2 separate regions of the Mus musculus genome follow, and region 2 is linked to region 1. The links are chromatin loops, found by intact Hi-C in ENCODE. Cell type or tissue: heart. All regions are shown on one strand.

What was found. Peaks named below come from ENCODE experiments on the same cell type or tissue, not always from the same donor. Only the 100,000 strongest peaks of a DNase experiment are listed, where the experiment ranks them.
Region 2: it touches region 1 in a loop (2.0-fold over the local background); 1 of 42 quality-filtered maps calls a loop at or near these places.

The regions. Positions count from the first base shown.
Region 1 is chr11:33,098,979-33,101,478 of GRCm38, forward strand. No RefSeq gene overlaps it. Among named protein-coding and RNA genes, the nearest start is that of Fgf18, 47 kb to the right of the region's middle. In heart, no CTCF peak of the experiment used is centred here; a DNase peak (open chromatin) is centred at 1,363; H3K4me3 peaks cover 485 bases; H3K27ac peaks cover 324 bases; H3K27me3 peaks cover 686 bases.
Region 2 is chr11:32,993,575-32,996,074 of GRCm38, forward strand. No RefSeq gene overlaps it. Among named protein-coding and RNA genes, the nearest start is that of Gm12111, 69 kb to the left of the region's middle. In heart, no CTCF peak of the experiment used is centred here; a DNase peak (open chromatin) is centred at 1,017.

The DNA.
Region 1 (2,500 bases):
AGCAGGAGGCCAGGCGCAGCTGTGGGCTGAGGCCACAGACTGGAGGCTGCAGAGACAGACCTTCCCTGGACAGGCCCCCTTCTAGTGCCATGTGTCCTAGAAACCTTCTAGCAGGGTGAAGCTCACAGGATACTCGACATGTTTTTGTGGGATCACCCAGAATACAGATGACGATGAAGCTGACACTGAAAAGGAAGAGGCTTCAAGCTCTTGCGCCATTTCTACCCAGCACAACTGTCCATGGCTGTCCTGTGAGGTTCCTCTGAGAACCAGACAACTGTGATGAGGAAGGAGAGTCTGTCATCCTCTAGACCCAGACATCCATCTTGTACCCCAGCTAGCAGCAACCACCAACCTAGAGTGTCTCCCCAGACTGTGTACTGGGGCTAAATGTATCTTAAAGCCATGCACGGTGACAGGAAGAAAGCAGTCTCAAACCCCAGCTCTGCCGTGAACTCACTGTCATTTACATCTCAGCTGCACAGTTTCCTGAAGTGACAGGTATTGTCCTCTGCAGAAAGCATTTATGGAAGAAAACAAAAACCGCTGCCATTGGTTGAACCCTTTGAGACCAGCCAATGTTTAGTTGCTCTGACCACACCCACTGCTGGGCTCTCGGTATGCCCCATCACTGACAGCTTCACGGTCCCATTAACTAAACTACACTGTCAACTAATGACATGTGAATAGCATACAGATGTCATTATATGTAGGAATGTGAGTCTGAGTGAGGTGGCAAGGCCCCAGAACACACTGAATGAGACACTCCTGCCCCTACCAGGACCTGTTGGAACTGAACAGATCCTGGCCTGGCAAACCAAAAAGAGAGTCTGAGAAGGGTTCCTCTTGGAACCTGGGAGTCCTGGGCAAGTCTGCTCACCAGCTACCTCTGAAGCAACCACTCTGGGACAGACTTAAGACTAGACACTCCAGACAAAGCAGCTAGGGGCCCAACTCCATTGTTTTCACAACTAGGGGGAAGCCTGCTGAATACTAAACTGGTAGCAGGCAGGAGGCTTGGACTTGTGTCTTCCTGGCAGGATAACTCACTAGTGAGGAAGTCCTCAGTTCAGACAGCTCCACTAAGCCAGGACCGCTTCTTTCAGAGGTCTAGCTGGTCCCTTTAAGAAGAAAGGGGCGGGGCCACTTTCTATCCCATGCCCCTCCAGCTACAGCTGTGAAAGCAGGGCTCATGCACCCAGACTGAGCTGGACTGAGAGCCTCTGCTCACCCCTGACCTTCCAGCCACCCCTCTGCCTCTCCTAGCCCTAAGTCCCCATGCTTTGGTCCTGGCCTCTTACGAGCCACAGTCATCTCAGCTGATCTTTCCCTGGCCGGGACTCCTGGCTGGGCTGTCCAGCCCTTCCCTTCCCACTCCGTGCTTGGCAGAAGGGTAAGCGGCTGTTCTCGAGCTGGGCCCAGGGGGGCTGGCCAAGGCTAATGAGTGCAAAAGAGGGCGGAGGGGTAGACTGTCTAAAACGGAACCCCCTTTCCCAAGGAGCCAGCCCCGCCCACCAGGAGGATGTGAGGTGAGATCAGCTGTGTACACAGAACACCGAGAATGTGGTTATTTAGGCTTCTAGAAGAAATGGCTGGCCAAAGAGGTTTCAGACCCACCACAAGTGCAGACAGAACTCACCTGCTGTCCATCTGAAGACAGCAGGTTCAGGCGAGTACTGGCCCTGCCTGGCACCATCCTGGCTGCCTATCAGTCTGATGCTTTCCCAAACTTGAGTCCCACCTCCCACCTCAAACCCCCTCCAAACTCAGAGGACTCCAAGCTCTTTGGAGTGTTGAGAAATGTTGGATACAAGTGCAGGCACCGCCACTGCCTCCGTCGCCTGTCTGGCCTCAGTTTCCCCATCTGTAAGATAGCAATGATGCTGCCCACCTGGCACTCACGTAGATGGCTACAATAACGAGCTGCTGACATTAGACTGTACTCGGGTGGCGTACACATGTCTCCACAGGTAGAGATCTGTCTGCTGGCTCTGCTCACTCACCTGGACTCACAGTCCCTGACCAGCCTGAGCACTGGGGCAGCCCCTCCTCTCTACTCTGCCATTTTCCTGTCTGAATATGACCTTATTCAGCAGAGAATGCACAGAGCCACAGTGTAGCTTTCCTGCAGAAAGACTCGGGGTTCCTAAGACCCACTGTCAAGCTGCCCCTGTGCTGTCACTGAGGGAATTAAAGTGAAAGAGAGAGAGGCAACCTAGAAAAGGACAGATGCCTAGACACCCAACATCGAGACTGGGTCTTCCACTGCCTCCACAACCCAGTCTTTTTTTTTAAGATATTTTCTTCATTTACATTTCAAATGCCATCCCCAAAGCCCCCTATACCCTCCCCCCACCCTGTTCCCCAACCCACCCACTCCCACTTCCTGGCCCTGTACTGGGGCATATGATCTTCGCAAGACCAAGGGCCTCTCCCACCATTGATGGCTGATTAGGCCACCCTCACAACCCAGTCTTAACCCTCCTGTCTCTTGTGCTTG
Region 2 (2,500 bases), 110 kb before region 1:
CGAGCCTGGCTGGGCCATGTGGGAACCGAAGACTGCTGGCAACACAGCTCTGGAGATGGCACCAACTCAAGCAGCACTTTCGGTGAGGCGGAAAGTGTTACAATTCCCACTATGCAGACACAGAGGACACCGTGAGCACTGAGGCACAGCTAAGAAGTAGAGGAGCCAGGAATTAACCGGACACCCTGGCTTCAGCATGTTTAATCAGAGCCACTCTGCAGAACCCTCTAGAGCAGCAGTTCTCACCCCTCCTAATGCTGTGACCCTTTAATACAGTTCCCCGCGTTATGGTGACCTCAGCCATAAAACTATTTCATTGCTATTTCATAGCTGTAATTTTGTTAGTTATGAATTGTAATGCAAATATCTGATATGCAGGATATCTGATATGCAACCCCCCAAGGGGTGGTGACCCACAGGTTGAGAACTGCTGCTCTAGAGGGAGAAGCCTCCAGTGGGCTTCACTTCGGAGATATCCCTGACAGATCCTGCCTGTCCCAAGGTGATGTGCACGGCTTCCCGTCTGCCTCCTCTCTCTACCTTATTCTTTACCTTGAAATAAACTGGAGATGTGCATATAAGTGACCATGCTATTGTCAATGAGTGCCTGGATCCTTCCTGTGGGACAGTACTCAGGTACACTGAGAAAGGCTCATGTGGGTTATCTCATGCAAATCTGGTAGTCACCACCAGAAAAAAACAACACTTATGTGCATGTATATGCACACATACACACATACATCCCTATGTGCATTACACACAACTGCAAGGACCCCCTATATGTTCCTATGTACACACATACACACACACACACACACACACACACAACTGCAAGGGCCTGCTCTGAGGGACTTATCTGTGACAGACAAGGCCACGTGGCCCCTGATTCCTTGGCTGCTCCTGTGAGTTTGGAGAGCTTCTCACCCCAGGGCCCTGTTCTTTCCAACACTCCTCAGGCCTTCTTCAGAGTGAGGTCATGAACCACAGTAGCAAAAACAACATAGCAACAATACAGCCCATGCAGTTCTGCAGACTTCCCTCCCAGGAGTGCTCCGAGCTGGAGAGAATATCTTGCTAGGCTCTGGCAACTCCACCCTAGCCTAGCTCAGCCTCTGGCTACCAGCTGCTTCTCCGTCCTGTGCAGGCTATATCCTCTGGTCTCTTCTTGAGCTAACCTGAGAGCCACGTTGCTTGCTGCCCATCTGATGCTCCCTCATACCTTCTCAGAAAATACCAAGGGGTCCGCATCAACATTTTCCTGTCCATGTGAGAAGCTGAACAAAGCCAGCTCTCAATACTTCCTGGCTTGGCCAGACATCCGTGCAGCCACCTACAGAAATTGTGTGAATCCCTCTAGGAGCTGAGAGAAAGAACAGGAAGTCAGAGGCAGCAGGTGCCAGGCCCGGGTCCTACTCCACACAGTGGGTCATCTGCTCTGTAGCCACTATTGGCCCAACTCAGCACTCCTAAACAGAGGCCCTCTCTGTTGACTCCTCTGCTGCAGTGCAGACATGGGAGATTGGATCCCTTGAACGAAGCTATTCCTGCTAAGATGCTGGTTTTTAAAGCTCTTACATTCAGTTAAACTAAACAACTGGTCATTGGTTGCTGGAAGAGTTGTATGTGTATTTGAAGCAACGTGGTACCACAGGATGGAGAAAGGAATGGTATCTCTCTGAAAGGCACAGGGCTCCACAGAGAAGCAGCCCCAAGCAGGTCAGAAGTTTGCTTGTGAGAGCCAAGCCCAGGCTCCTTTGGGACCTACATTTCAGGTCTGTGGGTGACTCTTTCTTTTTTACTCATTGATCAATGAACTTTTTCACCATGTGTTAAACACCAACTAGGGGCAATGAGTTATGGATATCTAAAGATTGAGTCCTAAATTCTGACAGCTTATAGAGTTTGGAAAGCCAAGACCTGTGTTCACTAAAGCCTTAACTAGTGTTTCAAAGGCTCTTGGGACAAATCAGATAGAAGTGGATATTTAATAAACACTTCCCAGGAGATGTAAGGTATTCATTGCAGTACAGCTAATAATAGTAAGTCCAGAAACAACACAAATGTCCACTAGGAGGGGAGTGTTGGTAAACAGTGATGTGTTACCATCAAATATTTTTCTTGTGCAGATAAAGATGAACAGATGGATGAGTAGGTAGAGGGACGGATGGATGGATGGATAGATGGATGGATGGATGGATGGGTGGATGGATGGATGGATGGATGGATGGATGGATGGATGGATGGAAATTCCAACCAGAGAATTAAAGCACAGTGAACCTGAGTTCAGAAAGTGTGGCTGAGGAGACTGTATGGCAGTAAATTCTTGGCACATAGTAGTAGCCAATAAATACTTCCCCATACCAGATCTGGCAAGACAATCCAAAGGTCTCCAAGAATATCCATGTGTGTCCCAGGCTGCCCCTGGATCTCTGTCAACAGGTACTCTTAACACCTGCTGACCCACACTGCCTTCAACACATATCACACAAAGCTATAGTTG